Regions from separate parts of the Homo sapiens genome. Here regions 2, 3 and 4 are each linked to region 1. Evidence: chromatin contacts called from ENCODE Hi-C or POLR2A ChIA-PET data. All regions are on one chromosome and are shown on one strand. Each heading gives the region's core, a stretch centred on a gene start or an enhancer-like site at or near the end of the contact. The rest is flanking DNA. Distances are from core to core; before and after follow the strand shown. Region 1 holds the start of UBE2D3-AS1 (UBE2D3 antisense RNA 1). Region 2 holds the start of RAP1GDS1 (Rap1 GTPase-GDP dissociation stimulator 1). Region 3 holds the start of METAP1 (methionyl aminopeptidase 1). Region 4 holds the start of TRMT10A (tRNA methyltransferase 10A).

Evidence for each region. Hi-C counts contacts between places; a loop is a spot of excess contacts on that map. ChIA-PET counts read pairs that join two places held with the same protein, here RNA polymerase II (POLR2A). Pooled maps may share reads with other maps.
Region 2: a loop to region 1 is called in a map of ascending aorta, with 10 times the contacts of the local background. The contact joins the promoter of RAP1GDS1 here to the promoter of UBE2D3-AS1 in region 1. A Hi-C loop is called at or near these places in 3 of 168 maps with a recorded cell type or tissue (B cell, ascending aorta and gastrocnemius medialis), 1 of 37 single-sample maps with no recorded cell type and 13 of 50 pooled maps. POLR2A ChIA-PET finds 5 or more read pairs at or near these places in 3 of 52 experiments (B cell, CD4-positive, alpha-beta T cell and OCI-LY7).
Region 3: a map of CD8-positive, alpha-beta T cell shows a loop between it and region 1 (33-fold over the local background). The contact joins the promoter of METAP1 here to the promoter of UBE2D3-AS1 in region 1. A Hi-C loop is called at or near these places in 4 of 168 maps with a recorded cell type or tissue (B cell, CD8-positive, alpha-beta T cell, naive thymus-derived CD4-positive, alpha-beta T cell and 1 more) and 9 of 50 pooled maps. POLR2A ChIA-PET finds 5 or more read pairs at or near these places in 1 of 52 experiments (CD4-positive, alpha-beta T cell).
Region 4: a pooled map shows a loop between it and region 1 (28-fold over the local background). The contact joins the promoter of TRMT10A here to the promoter of UBE2D3-AS1 in region 1. A Hi-C loop is called at or near these places in 5 of 37 single-sample maps with no recorded cell type and 17 of 50 pooled maps. POLR2A ChIA-PET finds 5 or more read pairs at or near these places in 1 of 52 experiments (CD8-positive, alpha-beta T cell).

What each region holds. Positions count from the first base shown.
Region 1 is chr4:102,825,137-102,830,887 of GRCh38, reverse strand. It overlaps UBE2D3-AS1 (UBE2D3 antisense RNA 1), which reads right to left and starts at 2,833. Exons shown (of 2, transcript NR_131186.1): 1 at 2,703-2,833. UBE2D3 (ubiquitin conjugating enzyme E2 D3) reads left to right here and starts at 3,337. Exons shown (of 8, transcript NM_181891.3): 1 at 3,337-3,461; 2 at 4,252-4,403. The coding sequence starts at 4,380. RefSeq lists enhancers at 1,437-1,516, 1,557-1,616, 2,785-3,346, 3,018-3,407, 3,347-3,908 and 2 more and silencers at 3,458-3,587, 3,608-3,657.
Region 2 is chr4:98,257,824-98,263,574 of GRCh38, reverse strand. It overlaps RAP1GDS1 (Rap1 GTPase-GDP dissociation stimulator 1), which reads right to left and starts at 2,191. Exons shown (of 15, transcript NM_001100427.2): 1 at 2,006-2,191. The coding sequence starts at 2,009. RefSeq lists silencers at 1,901-1,970, 2,071-2,370 and enhancers at 2,337-2,899, 2,651-2,950.
Region 3 is chr4:98,992,857-98,998,607 of GRCh38, reverse strand. It overlaps METAP1 (methionyl aminopeptidase 1), which reads right to left and starts at 2,887. Exons shown (of 11, transcript NM_015143.3): 1 at 2,741-2,887. The coding sequence starts at 2,854. MIR3684 (microRNA 3684) reads right to left here and starts at 1,221; the gene lies at 1,148-1,221. RefSeq lists enhancers at 1,692-2,474, 3,396-3,445 and silencers at 2,216-2,675, 2,836-3,155.
Region 4 is chr4:99,561,938-99,567,688 of GRCh38, reverse strand. It overlaps TRMT10A (tRNA methyltransferase 10A), which reads left to right and starts at 3,650. Exons shown (of 8, transcript NM_001134665.3): 1 at 3,650-3,776. It also overlaps a transcript of MTTP not described here. RefSeq lists enhancers at 3,572-3,631, 3,982-4,111, 3,347-4,546.

The DNA of each region.
Region 1 (5,751 bases), core at 1,584-4,083:
GCCCATTTACTAGTAATTTTCTCTGAGACAGGGTCTTGCTCCATCACAGGCTTGAGTATAGTGGCACAATCACAGCTCACTGCAGCCTCAACCTCCCAGGCTGAGGCAATCCTCCCACCTCAGCCTCCCAAGTAGCTGGGACCATAGGCGTGTACCACCATGCTCAGCTAATTGTTTTATTATTTTTGTAGAGACTGGGTCACCCTATGTTATCCAGGCTGGTCTCAAACTCCTGGGCTCAAGTGATCGTTCCACCTTGGCCTCACAAAGTGCTGGGATTACAGGCGTAAGCCACCAGCCCAGCTTTAATTTTCTTGATCCTTTCTATTTTCTCATGTTTTATGTCAATTCATGCAAGATAATCTGATCTACTATATTTACAAAGTTTTTAGGACTTCAAAATAGTATTTATTAAGGAAGGGATTATTTTTAGTTAATTAAATTTTCAACATTTTTGTACCTTTATTAATTTCTAAATGTAAATTTTTCTTTCAGTATTTACAGCCATAATTTTTTTCTTGTTAGCATTATTTCCGACTGCAATATAAAAAACATGATTATTTTCCTTTCTTGTTTCAAATGAGGACATCTCTACCATTGTAATTCAAGTAAGTTAAATGAATGAAAATGTTTTAACTTTATTTGCAACTGTAAAGTGGGCTCTCTGTAACAACAGGTACATGAATAATGTTTTAAAATTTAACTTAATCTTAGCCTGCTTTATCCTAAGGCATCAAAATGCTTCTAGGCTATGTTTCTTTTGATTTTAACCATGGCAAAATATAAGCAGAAATGTAAGTCCACTTATGCAAATACAAACTTGTAAACAGAAAGCCCAATCAACCAATGAATTTACTTCACTGCCTAACAATAATGAGTTTGTGATTACACAATCACTTGCCTTTATAAGCATGGATAATCTAGAACTCCATATATATTAGTTTTGTTTTTTGTTCTTGTTTTTTTTTGAGACAGGGTCTCACTCTGTCGCAGTGATCTTGGCCCACCGCAACCTCCGCCTTCCAGGCTCAAGCGATTCTCCGGCCTCAGCCTCCCAAGCAGCTGGGATTACAGGCGCCCGCCACTACGCCCAGCTAATTTTTTGTATTTTTAGTAGAGATGGGGTTTCACTGTTTTGGCCAGGCTGGTCTCGAACTCCTGATCTCATATGATCCACCCGTCTCAGCCTCCCAAAGTGCTGGGATTACAGGCGTGGCCACTATTACTACTATACATTTGTTTCACACTATGGCCAGTTAATGTCTGACTGGTTACTTTAATAACTGACATTTATACAGCACTGTAGAGTCTCCAGTGTCCTTTCACATATATTATGACACTTTAACCACACAATCACCCTGTGAGAAAGGACAGTCATTATTACTTACTTTAGCGGTGAAGAAACGGGGTTAGAAGATAACTAACCAGGCCAATATCAAGCAAATGGGAAGCAATAACTAATCTGGGTTCCTCCCTCCATCTTCATGCCTAGTCCTGTGCTTTTAGTATATCTGGCTAGCTATGAGAGAGAACACAGATTATTCAGGGAGGAGGGAGGGGCCAGAGGTGTTACTGAGGTGAGCCTCATGAGCAGTTAGGCCATGAGGTAAGCACTTCAGTGCTTTGCTACTCACGGGGTGGTTCAGACGAGAAAAATCTGTATCACCTGGGAGCTAGTTAGAAATGTAGGCTCTCAGGCTCCACCACTGCCCTACCAAATCAAAGTCGCATTTTCAACAAAACCCCAGGTGGTTCCTATGGACACTAGTTTGAGAAGCACTGCTTCACTAGTGACACTACATGGTCACTTGAACAGTATACATTAGACTACTTATATTCATCATTGTTGACGTGTTAAGTTTTTATTAGGTAAAACTTTCTGCAACAGTTTTCAAATTAAGTGTATTTTTAAAACAAGTTTATTTTTCCAAGTAATTGAAGATCTCCACTTCGGTAACTGGGGTCATTAAGGAATGTTAAAAAACCTTAAGCTGGTCAGTGCTTACCCACTTTTAAATTCCTCATAAAAATTAAGGTCTTTCTTTTGCCTGAAGGATACACTAGAGAGCATAACTGCCGTCTCCATACTTTAAACCCTTGACTAAAACAGGCCAATCCTACTGAGGTAAATCCCACCTCCCAACTTGGATATTTCAGGAAGTATTGTATTGTTTTTCTGACTCTAAACTCTACCTAATTAACTAATTAGTCTCAACACTTTCTGGCTCAAGAACTGAAACACAGCAACAGAAGCTAAAGTTTGAGAATTTAAGCTTGTTCCCACATCTACACCTTGGCGGACGGCAGCGACTGATTACGGAGACCAGTGAAAACCCTGCCCCTAACTCTCTCTGTCCTAGCCCCATCCACTCAATTGAGCTTGACTCAGCCTGCTCCCTGCTGTTCTCAGTATTGCTCCCTTAGGGTCAGACGTGCACTAGACTTCAGCACGTGGGAGCGCTGATGAGCGGCCAACCTGGGTCTATTTAAAACTACTATTCCCATCTCGAGGGGCGCCTCCTCCCACAGCATAACCAGCCCAGGAGGGCAGGCGAGTAAATACTGCTCACCTGCTCCACCGGAAACCTCAAAATCCCGGCCCGAGCTAGACTAAAGGTATCTGGTAATTAATCCTTGGCACCTCCCACCACACGCTCCTGATTGGGCGCGTGAGACAAGGCTGTGTCTGCGCGCGCTCTTACCAGTCTGGGGAATTCCATTTCCTCTACCAACCACCGGCATAAGCATTCAGGGGCGTTGCTTTCCTGGCAGTGGCCCGCCCCAGTTCGAGCCGGTGCCTTACTGCGTCTCGCGAGAACTTATGCATTTTGGAGGCGGAACCCCGTCAGGAAAAGCGCACAAAACTGCTCTTAAGTCATTGCAGAGCTACCGCTTCGGTTAGCCAGCCACGAAGTTCTCGCGAGAGTCGTCTCCTCGATACCAAGTGAGGAAACTGGGGGACGCTGTGGGGAGGGGCGTGGGGCTGGATCGCGCAGCGGCTGCTTCCTTTACCTTCCTCCCATGGTCTCCTTCCGGTTCTCGATGCTTCTCTGAGCCTAAGGGTTTCCGCCACTCGTTCACCCTCCCCCCAGCTCATGATCCTCCTCCCTCCCCCGCCCTCCTGGTCCAATCTCCGATCTGTTTAGTAAGAAGGTGCTGTTCCGAGAAGAAGGAAAAGGGCTTGACACGTATTCACTCGGCCCCGGACGTGGGAAGCAAGCCGTCTGGCTTCGGCCTCACATCGGTCTTGTGCTCGGGACGGCGGCGTTGGCGGACTGATCCGCGGCGGTGAAGAGGCAGGAGGAGGGGGAGGGGCGGAGCGTGGCAGCTGGCAGTAGTTCCGTCAGAGCGGACATCTTGTGGCTGTGTCGTGCGCGTGAGCCCCGTAGGGCCGGGGAGGCACCAGCTGCCGCGCGGGGAGGAGGCCGAGGCCGCAGCTTGAGGGAGGCCCCGGCCCCTCTGTACGCGTGGGTGTGGACGGCTAGGGCAGGGAAGGGAGGCCGGCCCAGTGGCCGGCCGGGTAAGAGGGGCAGTGCGGGACCTGGGCGGCTTGAGCGGCCAGCCTATTGGGTGCGGTGGGTTAGGGTGGGAAGGTTGGGGAAGCCGCGGCCTCTCCTGCTGGAGGAGGAGGGGGAATGGGCGCGTCCTCGCGCCTAAGCCGGAGCCTCAGGGACAGCGCGGGCGCGTGGTGGAGGTGGCTGGGCGGGCGCGCGCGGGAGCGCGCTGGAAGGCGGAGTGAGTGTACGGTGGCGTCAGGGGTGACACAGAATAGCTCGCTGCGAGGATAGCAATACACATCAAGTCTCCCTTCCTTTATTTCCTTCCTTTTCCCGGCCGCACCTTTGGACAGAAACCGAAAGCAGCCCGGCGTCCGTCCGGAGTCTTATGCTTCCCCCTCCCCCCTTGCCTTTCTTTGCCCTAGTGACGCCGGTATAGCGCCGACTAGGCCCCGGCTCCTCCTCTGCTGGGCTCCGGACCCTGCCCCGCACCCACCCCTTTCTCCTACGCCTCTTCCTCTCCCACCCGGGTCTCTTCCTTTCTAGAGGCCGGGAAGTTAAACTTGTAGCCACCACCTCCGCTCTTCCCGTCACCCTCGCCCCCACTTCGGGCCGAAAGCACGGTACAGAGGCTGTTGGTGGCTTTGCCACGCCACCCCACCCACCCCGGATCGCGGCTGTCTTAAGGGACCTGGATTCATCAGGGGCTCTTCGGGGCCTGTGCGAGTGCTGATCTGCTCCGTTTTTGCAAAAGGCGCCTGTGTCTGGCAGAGCTGGTGTGAGACGAGACAATCCTGCCCCGCCGCCGGGATAATCAAGAGTTTTGGCCGGACCTTTGAGCATACACCGAGAGAGTGAGGAGCCAGACGACAAGCACACACTATGGCGCTGAAACGGATTAATAAGGTAACCCGCGGGGACAAGGGCATGGGGTGGTAGGAGAAAAGGAAGGCTCGGGCCAAGAGGAAAGCGTGGGGGTGGGAAGGAAGCATAATTCTGAAAATACCTCTTGGATCACTTCTTCCATGGGGGGATGGAGAACGCAGATATACTTCTTGAAGAAATGAAGTTTAAAGCTAGGAAACGGAGAACACTTGTGGCAAGTGAGGTGTTATCCTGAGTGCTTCAGTGGAATCGGTGCAAATTAGGGGTGGAGGAGAGTGACTTAAGGCGCCTTTATTATTTTATTTTTTTGCTGCTTAAGAAGGAGTTTTTTTGGGGGTCCGAATTGCGGAGAGACGCTCCAGCAGATGTCATGGCGCTTCCTATTCTTGGTGCTTGAAAACTTAGTTTAGTTGTGAGATCAAGGTTATCTAGGCCTTCTAGGGGTAAGAAAGAAAACTCGGAGGAGAGAAAAAAAATCTGGCGAGTCCCGAACTTGACTGAGGGTCGGGTAGAAGAAGTCTTGCGTATTGAAGGTCAGTCAGTGAGTCTAGTAGAAACTCTTAGTCGACTCTGGGCAGGTTACACCGAATAAGTGGGTTTGGGAGGAGATGGAATGACACAGTGTTGCCACTTCCTGTATTTTGTAGTTGCAGCTTTTCACCCGAAGCTATTTATCCGAGGGACACCGGGAACTGATGTAAAAGGCATTCTGGAAGCTCCCTTTTCCTTTTGGCTGGAGAGTGGGGGTGGATAAGGGGTGCGATGGCAGTAAGGGAAAGCTAATGTACCTATTTTTGCCTCATTCTATTTAATAACACCCTTGTTTCGTTACTTGAAATGTGGTTTGATAGTATATTATCGATTTAAGTTGAAAAAAAACTAGGATTTTTCGGAGCTCTGGGAGTGAGCGGAACCTCCACCTCCGGTGGTTTAGTCTCATTTTCTTGCTCTAACTTCTATCCCGCATTTTAAGATGGCGGCTGCTTTAACTGGTTCAGGCTCTTTCCGGCATCTCCTTTCGTAATAATGTGAATTAATATGATTTGTTAAATGTTAACTTTTATATCGCGTTGTGCACTGCTCTAAGATCCTCTGCTCAAAACTTACCTAAATTCAAACTCTTAAACTGTATTTCCCTTTTTTGTGACTTGTATTTGTGTGATGTGTTTGGTTGTTGCACAATCGAAGAGGGTGGAGTGTTTACAGCTAACTTGAAAAAAATGTCATGGAATAAATTCAGCCTTACTAGAAAAATTGTGGAGTGTCGGTGAGTGTTAGAAACTTTGGTTTTAATAGATTACTTTTTTAAAAAGAGTTCTGAGAGGAATGGCAAGAATTTGCCTTTACTAAAATAGACCTGATACTACAT
Region 2 (5,751 bases), core at 942-3,441, 4.6 Mb after region 1:
ACGTAAGTGCTAAAAAGCTTCTAACAAGGTACAAACAGTGCTTATGAAGAGACAGATTAACCAAAGAGTATCAGAGATGGCTTCAAAATGAGAGATAGGTTTCTATTTGGCCCTTTTTAAAAATCAAGCAATAGCACTCAAGATTTTGAAGATTATTTTTAAGTAGATAATTTCTTTTAGGTATTTTTATTCACCAGTGTTGTAACGGAATTGGATTTTTTCCACTGAAAAAGTACGGATTTAACATGTAAGCTAAAATGTTAAATGGATTGTTTAAGGCTCACCTGGAAACATGGGAAAATATATTTTGCAAGCCAAACTTGAACTTACAGTCCAATATCAGATAGGGTTATTGGACATACTGTATATTTCCTTTGAACATACACACACTTATCTGTGTATGTATGTTCAAAGGAATTTTATTTCAAAGTGTATTTTATCTGTGTATGTTCAAAGGGAACACACATAAACGTGTGTATGTTCGACGGAAATATACAGCTTGTCCAATAATCTGATATAATACCTATTTAAAAATCTACTTTAAGAGAAAGGCAGACACGCATAAATGGGCCACCCAATTTTTACAGAAATTTGTTCAGCATATCGAGTACTCACGTTAAAAAGAAAAAACAACTGAAAATAAAATTCAGAGCCCTAGACCTTTTTTGATTCATACCACCTCCTCCGTCAACCCTGGCCTCTTCCAGATATATGGCCAAAGGTCGGGATCAAAGCCTGAAGCATTTGCTGTTCCAGAAAACTCTATGGACACCATTCCCAGGTTTAGATACTTCTTGAAGATTCTGAGTTGCACCACCTAACTCTGAACGTGTTGAGCACTGTATTAACAGATGAAAGGACCACATTCATCTCAAGCTTTAAATAACTCGCACAGAAGGGGTGGGAAAAGTCCCAGCTGACAGATGCCAAGGGAGCAAATTTTAAAAAGAGGAAATTATGACAGACAGGAGTGGAAGCAAACTGGGGAACTTAGTACAAGTCGCTACTATTAAAAGAAACTTTGAGCTCTTAATTACATGACAGCATTCATCAGACGTTTCTGTGATTACTGAATGTAACAGTTAAGCAATAGATGATGTAAAAAAATTAGGTCAAATGTATATATCGTTTTATAAAACATATTTGCTCTTAAATCTCTCATCCAAACCAATCTCTTCAGATTAACTATAAATACAAAGGAACTAAAATCAGATTATGCAGATTAGACAGGAGGAAGCTGGGAAAGAATAACTACCATGTAAGTTCGGTAACAACGTTACAGGGCGCAGTTTCCTGCTACAGAAGACGGACGAAGGAATCCAGAAAATAGGCTGGGCACGGGAATATTGCACACTGTAGTCACCCAGCACTAATTCAACAGCTAGCGGCTCTATCCTGCCTCACGTTCCTCGTGGCCTCTGACAAGTCATCCTTTCAACCTATGAGGCTGTCCGCTCTCCCCCTTGGAAAATAATTTCCGTGCAGGTTGTAAGATCTCCCTCACAAACTACTTGCTTCCACTTCCCCGCCCGGGATGAGGAGTCTCCACGACGGGGAAAGGTCGCACTGACAGAGAAGGAAGTTACACGAAGTGGTAGTGGTCGGACCCGAGCCTCGAGCTCAGTACACGCGGGGGAAAAGGAAGCGGGCGGCCTCTGGAGAAACGGGGATGGAGCTGCAGATGCGAGCCCGCGAGGCAGGCTCCGTGGTGCCCGGGCACCGGCAGGAAGAATGGAGGAGGGGAGGCGAGGCTGCGAGGTGCCGGGGAGCCGGGCGGCGGTCCGGCCCGCGGCCGACCCCACCCCAGCCCGCGCTCGGGACCCTCCCAGCCCCGGCACCCGGCGTGCGTTCCGCGTGCGCCGACTCTCCCCGGAGGAACAGCCACCGTCTCACACCCGGGGACTGGAGAAATCCGGCAACTTTGCGCGAGAAATGCTTCCCACCCTGCAGCACGCCGAGAAAGAAAAAAATGTCAGGCGATGACGGCGGAGGAAGGATGACTTACCCATGTTGCTCCCCGAGGGTGAGGAACCGGCGGGGCGAGGCGAAGGTCTGTGGTGCGGGCGGCGCGGCTCTGTGTCCTCCCTCTACCTCCGTCTCTCCCGCAGCCAGGGAGGGACCCGCGGGGGGCGGCCGCCGGGGAGGAGCAGCTGGTGCTGCTGCAGGCGGCGCGGCCGCGGCGGGGACGAGCGGCGGGGGGCGGGGCGGGGCGGGGCGGGGCGGGACTGGCGGGCGCAGCCTGCGGCGGGCGCGGCTCCGAGCGGGCGGGCGGCGGAGGCGCGGGAGCCGGCCTGAAGAGCTCCGGCCCCGACTCGCAGCCCACGAGCGCCCCGCCCTCCCCACCGAGCATGCTCAGTGCCTTTTCCACCCCTCCCTCTGTGGCGAGCGAGGCTAAGCGTGCGGGTGGGCGTGTGTTTGCAGACCGGCTGCAGCCGCGGCAGAGGATCTTCATGGCGGCCGCCTGAGAGGCGGAGGGCGGGCCCGGAGAAAACAGGGAATGGGGATATTGAGCCCGATCTGCTAGCAGAGGACTCACCGCTGCCTTGCTTTCCCACCCTGACCCACCAACCCCTCACCCGGAACCCGGGCTTGCCTTCTTTACGGGACGACCGGGCCGCACAGGCCGGAATTAACCGGAGAAGAGGCTGGGCCGCCGCAGAGCCGGGAGGGGTGGTGGGAAGCCAGAGCTGACGAAGTTGGAAAGGACGTGTAGGCGACTAGGCCTGCGCCTCTTGGGGACACCTGAGGACGCCCGCTGGGCAGCTGGCTGAGGAGGGGCCGCCGGGAGGGCGCTCGATAGCAGGCGTGTCATTGGGACACTTAAGGCTGCTCTAGCTGTGGCCAGCTTAGAAACAAAGGTCCCGGCAGCGAGGAGAGCGCCCGCCCCAGGATTTCCTCGAAGAGTGTGTCGTTCTCCCTCCCGGAGGAGCGCGGCCTTCCGTTCCCCGGAGGGCTCTGGAAAGGCCCTTTAACCGGGGTGCCGTCGGGCTCCATCCTGCTGTGAAAGCGGGAGGAACTACGTTCCCCAGGCTTGAAAATAAGCGTCCTGCTGGGTTGGCTGCGGCACTGCCAAAGCTAACCCGGCGGAGGTCCTTTGATCCCGGGGCCACCGCCCGCTCCCACCACCACCTCGGCCTCGGGGAGAACCTGAGCAGGGCTCTCCCACTGAGGGCGTCCTCCCGACTGGGCATGCACGTGAGGCCGGGGCTGGCTTCGGTCCTCTTCCCTGGGGTAGGAGGCTGGAGGAAACCGATTTCTCTGCACCCTAATCTTGCCCTGGCTCCTCCTGAGTGGGGTGAGGAATCTGGTCGCTCTCCAAGGCTACAGCGACCGGAGTCCTTCAGGGGACACTGTGCAGTCAGCAGTACAACCTGTTGGAGAAAGATGGCTGAATCGAGGTGTCTTTCCCCTGTCAACTTTCACTCGGTCAATCCAATGTTGAGAAAGGGCTTTTTTTGTTTGTTTGTTAATTAGTCGCCTATTCTCACAGTCATCAGTTTCTGCTTGGTGACTAGTATTTCGAGCACACAAATCAGAAGCGACCCTGTAATTTGTTAAGCAAAGAGCAGATTTTATGTGATTTTTCTACAGCAAGAAACGATAATTAAAAAGGTTTGGTAAAACAGGAAAATACAATTTAACTGCTGAAGTCAAATATATGGGACTTTTCTGATGCATGAGACTATCAGGCACCTCACTCTTAGGATGTTCTTCTTGTTTGCCTCTTAAAATAATCGCACTACATTAGTTCCCTAGGGCTGCCGTAACATACCACAAATTGGGTGACTTAAAACAACAAATTATTATCTCACAATTCTGGAGGCCAGAAGTTTGAAATCAAGGTGTAGGCAGGGCTGTACTCCCTCTGAGGGCACTGGGGAGGGATCTCGTCCATGCCTCTCCTAGCTTCTGGTAGTTTCTTGGCATATGGTAGCGTAACTCCAATCTGAACATGGCTGTTCTCCCAGTGTGCTTGTGTGTTCAAATTTCCCTTTTTAATAAGAACAGCAGTCATAACGGATTAGGGGCGAACCATCCTCCAGTATGACCTCATGGACGTTAATTATATCTGCAATGACCCTATTTCCAAATCAGGTCACATTCTAAGGGACTAAGGGTTAGGACTTCTACATATGAATAGGGCCAGCCTGGCCAACATGACGAAACCCCATCTCTAACTAAAAATACAAAAAATTAGCCAGGGCCAGGCACAGTGGCTCACGCCTGTAATCCTAACACTTTGGGAGGCTCAGGAGGGCAGATCACTTAAGTCAGGAGCTGGAGATCAGCCTGGCCAACATGGCAAAACCCTATTTCTACTAAAAAATAAATAAAATAAATAAATTAGCTGGGCATGGTGGCACGTGTCTGTAATCCCAGCTACTTGGGAGGCTGAGGCAGGAGAATCGCTTGAACCCGGGAGGCGGAGGTTGCAGTGAGCTGAGATTGCACCACTGCACTCCAGCCTGGGCCACAGAGCAAGACCCTGTCTCAAAAAAAATAAAAATAAAAAAAAAGAATCCGGGAGGGGTACACAATTCAACCCATAATACACCAATGCAGACCCCACCCTCAGGGCCCCTCACTGCCCCCACATCGGCCATGTTACACATTAATTTTATTACTCCTCCAGAAGACCAGCCTGGGCCTTTGCATTGCTGCTCATCATTTTTTGTTCATCTCTCCTTAACACTCATTAATCTCTTCCAGATTGTCAAGTTAACTTGCTTTATTTTTCCTACTTCCTTATCTAATTACATATTATAATAATTTCATGGAGTATCTTCTATCATTTATTTGGATGTAAGCGTTGAAATTAGCAAAAGCAGCTGAAGTGGCTTTCTCATTTCCCATCTGACACTAGTTAAAGTGCCTTTTTTGTTCTACTTCAATCTACAAGCCATCTCCTTAGCCTTCCTGCCAATTAAAACCAAAGGATTGTTCAGGCTTAGTGCATATACTGAGTCCTAATGCACCGGTGTTGTAACCATAGTGAGAACCAATACTGATTGTTATATGCAGAAGTGAATTACTTCCAGACTGGTATATTGCCTACTCCTTGCACACACAATGCCACCTCCCTTCCCCTCTCCTTTCTTGTTCTATTATAAGAATATAATGTTTCTGTCTCATATCTTTACTTTCTTCCTTTATGTCTTTATTCAAAAGTTACCTGCATGATGTCTTCCCTAGTTATCTTATCTAAAATTTCAACACTCCTTCCCATTTCATATCCCCACTTCTATACTTTATTTTTTTTCCTTAGCAGTTATCAATAAGATAATATATATTTTGCTTTTGGACTGTCTCCCACATTTAAATGTAAGTTCTCCTAGGGAAATAATTTTTGTCTGCTGTATTTACCATTATAACCCCCGTGCCTAAATAGTGCTAGCACATAGCAAGTGCTTAATAAAAATTTGCTAGGTATGGTGGCTCACACCTATAATTCCAGCACTTAGGGAGGCCGAGGAGGGAGGATCACTTGAGGTCAGGATTCTGAGAGCAGCCAGTACAAGATAGCAACACCTTATATCTACATCTCTTGACATCCCTGATGTCAAGAGACTCTTCCAAAATCGATCTACTAATACCCATACTGTATGTTAGGCAATGGTCAGGATTTTATCAGGCCTGCTACAAAACAAAGGAAGTTCTGGCCCAGTGCAAAGGTTTTCAACTTCAATCTAGGAAATGTCATATTTATAAAGTATCACGGATTTATTTGAATAACAATTTCTGTTGAAAATT
Region 3 (5,751 bases), core at 1,638-4,137, 3.8 Mb after region 1:
CTCCTAGTGATCACAGAAGTGTTAAGGAAAATCCCTAATTTCTTCTTTTTGGTTTTTTGTTTTGTTTTGTTTTTGTTTTTTTCTTGAGACGGAGTCTTGCTCTGTTGCCCAGGATAGAGTGCAGTGGTGCAACCTCGGCTCACTGCAACCTCCACCACCCAGGTTCAAGTGATTCTTGTGTCTCAGCCTCCTGAGTAGCTGGGACTACAGGCGTGTGCCACCACGCCCAGCTAATTTTTGTATTTTTAGTAGAGACAGGGTTTTGACATGTTGCCCAGTCTGGTCTCAAACTCCTGACCTCAGGTGATCCACCCGCCTAGGCCTCCCAAAGTGCTGAGATTACAGGTGTGAGCCACCATGCCCAGCCAAGCCCATATTTCATCACAGATGTATAAAGCGCTTAGAATAAGTTACAGTGACTTGATCAAGGTCTCAAGCTGGGATTGGGGGAACAGCTGTGATTTCAGAAGACAGGTGACACTTCGGAAAGGAAAGAATGTAAACATAGCCTTTGGCTAGAGCAAGAGGCTCAGAAGAGGGGCCCTGAATGTGGGGCTGGAATCCTGAAAGCAATGAGGGATACGCATAATCAGACTGCGGGAAAAATAACTTCTGTACAAAAGGTTTTGTTTGATAGGGTTTTTTGTGGGCGTTTGTTTGCAAGGGGAGGAATTACAGTAGAGAAATAAATTAAGAGAGTATGACAACTGATTTGGTGGGAAATTTTAAAAGCTGACCATAGGAGGTGGTAACAGAAATGAAGAAAAAGAGACAGTTGGGACAGCCACTCTGGGAATATTTGAGTGCATGTCTAACAGTGATACCAGAAATATACCTGCAGAATCCAACATGTAAATACCTCCAATCCTAACACACGGAATAAACCCTAGATGTTTTGTTTTCACAAATTTGTCTAGCATTTTTCCACAAACCCCAGTGATTCACCTTCTTTCTACCTGTTTCATGAATGTGGTTTCACACTACCTTTTTAAAATCTTAACAGAAGATTGTAATACATATTAATTCAAAATGCCACCTACTTTTAAAGTTATTCTACTCAGATGGTACAACTGTCAAAAGCAAACACTGTTTCTTAATTTCAGGTCCCACACAGGCCACAACAAGATAGAATTTGGGAATTTTAAAGAATCTAAAGGACGTGTACTAGGTCTAACATGAGTAATGCTCAACATGTTAAACCTAGTACAGGTCCTTTAGATTGTTCGGTAATGCTATTTTTAGATCAAGCAACACTCCTCCACGTGCAAGTTTTTCCAAATTATACTAACAAGGTCAAGGATCATATCCTATCTAAAAACAAGACTGTATAACACAGCTAAGACCTTTTGCAATCGCTTATCTACAAATATTGTGACGTAAAGATTGTATTTATTTATATCTTTACGTTTTTATGTTTTATGTTGGAAAACACTTTTATTATTTGTATTGTGTTCATATATCTGCCTTCATTCTTATTCATATTTTTATTTATGGCAGAGTTAAATCGTACTAGAATCCTTTAAAAAATAAAGGACTTTACATTATAACAGCATTTCACGTTCCTTGGATAATCTGGGTCTCAGAAGAAGCTTGTGAAACTTACAAAGAAAGCTATAATCATCCCCTCTGTACAGTGTAACACTGGAACTCAGAAAGATTAAGTAACTTTACTAATTCAAGATCGCACAATAACTGGCAAGGGCAGGGCCCCAATCAGGCCTTCTCTTTATTCCGGCTCTCCTCCCCACAGGACGCTACCAATTTAATATTTGAATATTCATGTGCCTCTCTTCACTAAACCTGGACTGTAACTAAGAGCCATACTATTGCCGCCCAGCCCTCATCCTGGGTCTCGAAATGCAGCAGCAACACTAGTACTCTTCAGTAAACAGAAACACGAGCACACGCTTCAGTCTGGACCCCATTCAACGCTGGGTTTGCTCTACTGCACAAAACTTAAAATACACTACAGCATTCACGCCTAACCCTCAATGGAACTGTCCTTTTCACTCTGGGAAATTCAGTCACAGGTGACTCATCCCGTTAGCTTACAGTTTTGTAAATTAATAATTTTATATACCGAAAGAAAAGAATGAATTACACAGACCTCTCCCTTCCCCACCCCCAAAGTTGCTTAAGTGTCAAAGCACGGTAGTAAAGCACAAAGAAGTGGGGCTGGAGCTAGCTAGCGTTCCTCCTCTCTGCGACTCCGACGGTCCTCGGGCCACCCATCTCTCAGAGCCCGGCAGGTAGCTTCAGCCCCCCACCCCGCAGGGACCCGACGGACGGCCCGGCGCCTCCAGCGCCCAGACCCGAGCCCCGCCGGTGCTGCGGATGTGGAGGCTCGCGACGCTCGGGCTGCCCTCCTTCCCGGCGCCGCTACCTGCCTCCGGCAGCCCGCACACCTGGCGGCCCCCGCCCCAGCGCGGGGAACCGGCCCCAGAACGCGGAGGTCTAGCGCGGCCACGCGACCCCGCACAGCCCGCTTCCGCCCCAGCCCACATGGCCGCGGCGGGTGGCGCCCCCGCCCCCGCGTGAGCCCAGCGCGGTTCCCGAGGACCCAGGGACCCCAGGAGGCAGGAGGGGGCGGTGGCGACGCGGGTGGGGGGAGGAGGAAACGCGGCCGGGGGGAAGAGGAGGAGCGCGTCCCGACTCGCCGCAAGGGCGGGAGGAGCCAGCAGGGGAGAAGCGAGGAGGGGTCCCGCAGCGGCGGCATATCCGCGGGGCAGCGGGCGCCTACCTGCGAGCAGAAGTACGAGCCCTGGATGCCCAGCTTGATGCAAGTGGGACACTGGAGCTTGGCCTCACTGCTGCAGCCGTCTGTCTCGCACACCCGCGTCTCCACGGCCGCCATGCTGCCTGCCCGCTGGAAGAGCGCCTCACCGAGGAAGAGGCGGCGGCGGGAGGGAGGAACTGCCGGGCGGAGGGGAGGGGAGAGAGACCGAGTCGGGGGAGGAGCTGGGCCCGCCGCTGGCCTGGGCGCGGGAGGGGGAGGAGCCAGGGCCGGCCGGGACCACGCAGCGCGCCCCGCCCCGGCCCCGCCCCCGCCCCGCGCGCGCAGCTGGTGCCCCGCCCCGCCGGCTTCGCCCCGCCCCCCGCCGGCGGTGCCTGCGTGCCCAAGCCTCCCGGCGGCGCGCACATTGGGGCTGTAAGGGAGCTCGGCAGGGCCCCCCCATTCGGCGCCTTCGGGCGTCGGCCAGCAGAGAACGCGACCTGCCGGCGCCTGACGGTGAGGAGCCGCCCTCTCGCGGCGCACTCTCTGTGCCTACAGTCAGATAAGACAGTCGTCTTCACTGACGAACACCCAGGAGCCCTGATCATCCCCGACACCCGCAGGAGGCTAGAGAGGGCGCTGCGCTCCTCTGCGTTGGATTCCCCCGCCGCTCCTTGGAGAACAGTCCCTTGGGTTAAGTTCTGTTTCTCACTGACATTGTCGGGTCTGAGGCCTAAGGACCACCGCTCATTCACAGAAAGGAGAGCCATAGAGCTGTCAACGGGACGGTGGGCTGGGATTCACATCTGCCCTCCCTCCTGCCAGACTTTTTTTTTCCACACACCACCACCTCCCCTTCAAAACCGATAGTGCTAGTAATAGTAACACAACTGTCAGGTATTCAATACAAATAATTTTTTTGTATAATCCCAGTTGATTGCTTCAGCAGTAAATAGGGGAGAATTGTGCTGATCCTGAAATGTCAGAGTCGAAAGAAGCTGTAAAGGCCTTCCCCTGCGAACCTGTTGCTTCAATCTTTTCAGCTGTATTCCAGGTCGGTTGTGTTGTAACTCATGCTTGAGTGCCTCCTTGTCACTAGGGAAGAGCGAAAAACTAACATTTACTGATCACAAAAGGCTGTGAACTTTGTTATTGTATTTTTTTAACTTCTCCGTACTTAATACACCAGAAAAGCTCATACTACTTTTATTTTTAAGAACTTTGTTTTGGCTAGGAGCGGTGGCTGACGCCTGTAATCAATCCCAGCACTTTGAGAGGCCAGGGCATCCAGGGCACCAAGGCCAGCGGATTCTTTGAGGCCAGGAGTTCGAGACCAGGGTGGAAATATGGCAAAACCCCGTCTCTACAAAAACTAAAACTAAAAACTAAAAAATTAGCCGGGCATGGTGGCAGGCGCCTGTAGTCCCAGCTACTGAGGAGGCTGAGCTGGGAGGATCTGTTGAACCTGAGAAGTCAAGGATATGGTAAGCTATGATCCTGCCACTGCACTCCAGCCCAAACGGCAGAGCAAGACCATGTCTCAAAAAAAAAAAAACTTAGTTTTGCAATATAAGCAGTAAAAATGATGTAATAAAATCAAGTAATAGAAATGTTTACATGCATACATACATATACTTTTGTATACAAGAAAAAAATCAATAAGTATGTATGTATGTATAAAATATTTTTTAAATAAAAACTGCACCATACCATATAAAGTAATTTACTTACCTGATTTCTTCAGTTACTATGATGTCAACTTTTTGTTTGTCGTTTGGTTTTTCTTTGAGACAGCATCTCATCCTGTCAACCAGGCTGGAGTGCAGTGGTGCTCACAGTGAGAGGTGACAGCGAGGTGACAGCATGCTGGCAGCCCTCGCAGCCCTTGCTTGCTCTCGGTGCCTCCTGGCCTCAGCTCCCATTCTGGCCGTGCTTGAGGAGCCCTTCAGCCGCCGCTGCACCGTGGGAGCCCTTCTCTGGGCTGGCCGAGGCCAGAGACGGTTCCCTCAGCTTGTGGTAGGTGTGGTGGCAGAGGCACGGGTGGCAACTGCGGCTGCGTGCGTCGCTTGCGGGCCAGCTAGAGTTCCAGGTGGGCGTGGGCTTGGCGGCCCGCACTCAGAGCGGCCGGCCGGCCCCGCCGGCCTCGGGCAGTGAGGGGCTTAGCACCTGGGCCAGCAGCTGCGGAGGGTGCGCCGGGTCCCCCAGCAGTGCCGGCCCACCAGTGCTGTGCTGGATTTCTTGCCGGGGCTTACCTGCCTCCCCACGGGGCAGGGCTCAGGACCTGCAGCCCGCCATGCCTGAGCCTCCCCCGGCCCCACCGTGGGCTCCTGCCCACGTGGCCCAAGCCTCCCCACGAGGGCCACCCCCTGCTCCAGGGCACCCGGTCCCATGGACCACCCAAGGGCTCAGGAGTGTGGGCTTACAGCTCGGGACTGGCAGACAGCTCCACCTGCGGCCCCAGTGCGGGAACCACTGGGTGTAGCCAGCTGGGCTCCTGAGTCTAGTGGGGACTTGGAGAACCTTTATGTCTAGCTAAGGGATTGTAAATACACCAATCAGCACTCGTATCTAGCTCAAGGTTTGTAAACACACCAATCAGCACCCTGTGTCTAGCTCAGGGTTTGTGGATGCACCAATCCACACTCTGTATCTAGCTAATCTGGTGGGGACTTGGAGAATCTTTATGTCTAGCTAAGGGATTGTGAATACACCAATCAGCACTCTGTATCTAGTGCAAGGTTTGTAAATGCACCAATAAGCATCATGTGTCTAGCTCAAGGTTTGTAAATGCACCAATCAGTGCTCTGTGTCTAGCTAATCTAGTGGGAACTTGGAGAACTTTTGTGTCTAGTTCAAGGTTTGTACACGCACCAATCAGCAACCTGTCAAAATGGACCAATCAGCTCTCTGTAAAATGGACCAATCAGCAGGATGTGGGTGGGGCCAGTTAAGGGAATAAAAGCAGGCTGCCCAAGCTAGCAGTGGGAACCCATGGGGGTTACTTTCTGCACCGTGGAAGCTTTGTTCTTTCACTCTTT
Region 4 (5,751 bases), core at 2,401-4,900, 3.3 Mb after region 1:
TACTTTCAGTAGTTTCTCCCTAGTGTTGGGCTATGTTCAAGAACGGAGCTCCAGTTTGTTGGTTTCGAGAATTTACAGGCCTCACATCCCTCCAGCAGCTTCAGACCCTCCTGCTCATTCCTTCACACTTAGCTGAGCTTAGAGTCTGCTGAACAACCTGCCAGTTTTGACGCCGACCTCACATTGGTTTCCTCTGTTTTTTAGTGATTTTTTGTTGGCAGTTTTGGGGCCTTCCCATTCTGAGGGTCTTCAGATGATCTGTTGTCTTCCCACTATTCCCTCCTACACAGTTGCTGATATTAAGTTGGGTTTGCTCCTTCCTGTTCATATTTTGAGGTTTTAGGGATTCCTTTTCACCTAGTTATGTTATAGCTATCTTCTGGGATTTTGTTATTGTCTATCCTAGATGCTTTACCTGTTTTTATCAGGAGATTCAGGAAGTTCACAGACTACACTGCCTGTCTAATCACCTTCCCAGAGTCTTCAATATTCATATATTACGTGGGAGGATACCAGTAATATGTATGTATAAGTATGTAAATGTACAAATACATTTTAAAGTTTTTTTTCTGTATTTTTGGAGTCAGTCGAAATGCAGGTTGAAATGATTATAGATGAGTGGCCGATTCTTCCTTGTAGCTACCTTTCAAGTCATGTTTAAAAATGGGTTTCTTTTTGGCTTTCCTAGCCTGAAATTAAAGTACTCACAAGTGTTACTCTATTTCCACATCTCCTCAACTCCCAACTTGCTGAAGAGTATCCTAAGACTTAGAATTAAGCTTAAAATAATGGAATTTGTAATGATTGCCCAATGTTTTGAAATCAAACTTACGGAGGGGTTCATAATCATAGTTATTACTGTATTTTTATGTCCTAAAGTTCTAGTTCTGTCTGTAGCCTCCTTCTTATTCTACCAACTAGGGCCCAATTTAACAAACTGGTTGCCAACTGTCTGAATATAGCCCACAGACATATTTTATTTAGTCTGCTCAGTATTTTAAAACAAACAAAATAGCTGCCAACACTTTAAAACCAGATTTCATATTTATGGCTGTTCTTAAAAAAATGAGATCTGGTGCCATTAAGCCCATATTCTCTCCTGGAACTTTTATCCTGATTAAAGAGGAATTGCACTCTCAGGTTTGTGATACTTTCCTTCTAGACGCTTCTCTCATTTGCTACCTTCCAGTCCCCATAGATACTATGCATTTGTAACCCATGGAGTAGTATCTCTTTGAGTCCAACCTCTTATATTAGCTTAAACTACAAGTATGTGCTCATTCTTTTTAAAATCTGTTTCTACTCAGATGTCCTGCAGACTCCCCAGAATGCACATATTTTAAAACAAAACTATTTTTTCAAAACCTATTTTTCTTTTTTTTTTTTTTTTTCTTTTTTTTGAGACGGAGTATCACTCTGTCACCCAGGCTGGAGTGCAGTGGCAGGATCTCGCCTCACCGCAAGCTCCGCCTCCCGGGTTCACGCCATTCTCCTGCCTCAGCCTCCGGAGTAGACGGGACTACAGGCGCCCGCCACCACGCCCGGCTAAGTTTTTGTATTTTCAGCAGAGACGGGGTTTCACTGTTTTAGCCAGGGTGGTCTTGATCTCCTGACCTCGTGATCCGCCCGCCTAGGCCTCCCAAAGTGCTGGGATTACAGGCGTGAGCCACCACGCCCGGCCTCAAAACCTATTTTTCTTCCAGTATTCCCTAAATGACCCGGTTAATGTTACTGCATTCCTACAGTTGTCCAAGTTAGAGAAGCCCTTAGGGTTATTATCTCCTCCTTCTTCCTCATTCTATCCACAGCTTTTCAGTCATGTGCAAAACTATGACACGCTTAGGTCTTTGCTTTCACTGTTCCCAATATCTTAAACTTCTTCACTTTTCTGACACCTGTACAACTCCTACTTACTTTCCAAGATGAAACAAAATTATTTAATCTCCAAAACTATGTCCTCTGCCTCAAGGAGCATTTAGTTGCTTCTTTCAAAGTACAAGCATCTCAAGTACATGTTGTATGGTATTTATTTACTGCTGGCTCCCCTATTAGATTAAGGATTCCTTAAGCACAGAGAGCATGATTTCGTCATTTCTGTATCACCAATACTAAGACAAAACGCATAGAACTCGATACATGTGTCAAATAAATAAATACATAAATTTTACAAATCAATGAAAATATTGTTTCACATGATTTCACCGTCTTAAACTTTCTATATGTTTCAATTTTTTGTTAAATTGACTTTTGCTGGTGCTCTTTTGGTGCTTACTTTGGATTAATAATAGAATCATTTTAAATTTTGCACCAAATGACTACAAAGTTAAATGTCTATGTCAAAAGAAAATTTATTGACTTCATTATTAGAATATGAAGTGGTTTTTTTTGCTTTAAAACTTTGTTTAAAATATCTAAGGAGGCCAGGTATTAACTCTGAAAAAACTGTATAATTATTTATAAAACAGATCCCATAGGAGCAACTGAACAGCTGTGGAAAGATTTGGCACATCACTTTGCCAGCCTGAATTTAATGACCTACATGTGAAGGGCTACATATCCAATTACTAATCCTCCCTCAGCTACTCTTTGCCCTCATATGGAGGCAGCTGAAAAAAGATGCCCTACTAACAGATCAGAAGTGGATCCAGACTTTTTTGCCAGTGCTCAGTTAACAAAGATCTTTTAGGTTTGAGATGAGGAAGAAACAGAAGAGGGACTCACAACAGTGTTATAGCTGATACAGTGTTTCAAGTAAAATTTAAGGGCTTATGGCAAGAGTGACTTTAGTTTTGTAACTAAAGTCAAAGAAATTTCGGCTCTTTTAGAGAATCTCAAATTCTGGATTTAATTTTCTATTCACTGAAGCCTTTAAACATGTTCAAATATCTTCAAGGATAATTTACTTCAAAATTCTTTCTATATGAGAAGCCAGTCTTCTATTCAAGATGCAAACCTCATTCTTACCTTCAAATTCTGCAATAATCACCTATTAGAAGTAGAGGAGAAAAAAACTAAATAGAAAATGACAATCTACGGGGTTGTATTTCATTTCTCTCTCAGTTGACATGATCTATATATAGCAAAAGATTATATAAGGTCAAGTATTATAAACAATGAAATGTCATCTGATGTTTTGCAAAACAGCATAGGAAAAATAGCTCAAGGAATGAATAAAGAGTAAAGCTATGGCTGTTTTACTTCAGCCATAAAAAAGCCTTACAGATTCTAAATTTAAATGCATTTTATTGTGAATCTGACTCACTTTTTGAATTTAATTTTCCACTTGAGTTATGTAAAATCATGTGATATGGTAATTTTCTGTATAAATTAAAAATAATATAGGCAAGAGATGTTTTTCTCTCATTTTCAACACAGAAAAATTAGGAGCCTTTCTTCGTTGTTTTGCATTTTTAACAGTGGGACTATCTTAATTCCTTCATCCAATACTCACAAGAATATATGAATGAATACACGTCTGCAGGTACACACTTAATTCTTGAACGGGAAAAAACAGACATCACTGTAACTACCTCCCACTCCCAAAACACTAACTCCAGACCCCGCCCCGCATAAACCCCTCCCCTTTCTTCCATTGCGGGTTCGAAATGGCCGCAGTTCGATGACGTAAGACGCAACCGCCGTAGCCTCCACTGCGTAACTACCGCCCCTGCCTCTGGGAATTGAAGTTTCTGTGGAAGGAAGCGTGAGCCGTAACCAGGCCAACCCAGAAAGGCTTTCTTTCTGAGATTTCACTTCCCTGTCAACTCTTCAGCTCGGTAAGTGTCCTGGCACTGGTTGGCGCTCCCCCGCACTATGGTATTCTCTGGACGCAAAGGGGCGCGTGCCATGCAGCCCCCTACTAGCAACAAGGGCTTCCGGGGGAGAGGGGAGCAGTGGTGTGGAAGTGGTTTCCTGCGGCGCTCTTGCTGAAGGAAATGACGTCGATGACAGGCGCCCCCCGCGGCCTACCCAGCTGCTCCCTGGTTCGCCAGAGACAGCTTAATCCCGTCTCTGAAATGCGTTTGCTGGCTGGGAGCCTAGAAGGGATAGTGGGCGAGGCTCCGCCCCGTGGTGGGGCGCTTTCCGTCGGCGTGTGTTTTGGGGTTGCCATCGGCCCGTAGTATGTGAAAAGTGAGTTTGCAAAGAATCAGTGGGAAATCTGTACTCTAAAGGGCCGGAAAGCGTGTTATGGCCCTGCCACTTCGTGGCTAGAGACCGTGGGCTTTACCTCTTTAAAGCTGCCTTACCTCATTTTTCCTGCAAAGGGCTGACGTCGCTGAACTCTCTGAAATGTAGAGAGCCCGAGGGGAAGTTGCTGCAGGTGCTGTGAGCTGAGGACAGTTTTATAAAGATCGAAGTGTTACTTGATTTCACTGAAATACTTTAAATTTGGGAATTTTTCTACAGATATGAAGAGGATGGCAACACATTACTTGTCACTTTCTGAAAGAATTTCATCTGCCCCTTCCATTCCCAACCCTCTGCCCAAAAGGCTTGACAACTGAAGTGAACAAAGGGCTTTTCGCTCCTCCACGTTTAGTCCGCATGTCTTTTAAAAGGGCATTCCTGGCCGGGCGCGGTGACTCACGTCTGTAATCCCCGCACTTCGGGAGGGCAAGGCGGGTGGATCACCTGAGGTCAGGAGTTCGGGACCAGCCTGACCAACATGGTGAAACCCCGTCTCTACTGAAAATACAAAATTAGCCGGGCGTGGTGGCGCATGCCAGTAATCCCAGCTACTGGGGGGGCTGAGGCAGGAGAACTACTTGAACCCAGAAGGCGGAGGTTGCAATCAGCCGAGATTGCGCCATTGCACTCCAGCCTGGGCAACAAGAGCGAAACTCCGTCTCAAACAAACAAGAAAGGCCGGGCGCAGTGGCTCATGCCTGTAATCCCAGCACTTTGGGAAGCCGAGGCGGGTGGATCACGAGGTCAAGAGATGGAGACCATCCAGGCCAACGTGGTGAAACCCCGTCTCTACTAAAAATAACAAAAATTAGCTGGGCGTGGTAGCGCGCACCTGTAGTCCCAGCTACTCGGGAGGCTGAGGCAGGAGAATCGCTTGAACCCGGGAGGCAGAGGTTGCAGTGAGCCGAGATTGCGCCACTGCACTCCAGCCTGGGCGACCTAGCAAGACTCCCTCTCAAAAAAAAAAAAAAAAAAAAAAAAAAAAGGCATTCCTTTGCTATCGCTGTCAAGTCATTAATTCCAATCTGCATTATTCCCACATTCGTTGAGATTTTTCTGAAAAGGAGACTGTCATAAATTAACGACGATTATTTATTTTATCCCAATCCATAACTTAATGCAGTTTTAAAAAACTTTTTTTTTTCTTTTGGTGCTCATTGATGTAGGATGTGTCCTTGCCTTACAAAGTGAGATAGTTTGTAAGCCCACTTAATAACCTATGTCTGCGAATGAACCCCACAAATTTTTAAAATTTTATGCAGGAGTAAAATTTCACACACACACACACACACACACACATATATATATATATAATTTTTTTTTTTTTTTGGAGACGGAGTCTTACTCTGTTGCCCTAGTTGGAGTGCAGTGCTGCGATCATGGCACACTGCAACCTCTGCCTCCCGGGTTCAAGCGATTCTTCTGCCTCAGCCTCCCGAGTAGCTGGAATTACAGGCGTCCACTACCACGCCTGGCTAATTTTTGTATTTTTAGTAGAGACGAGGTATCGCCATGTTGGTCTTGAACTCCTGACCTCAGGTGATCCGCCCACCTCAGCCTCCC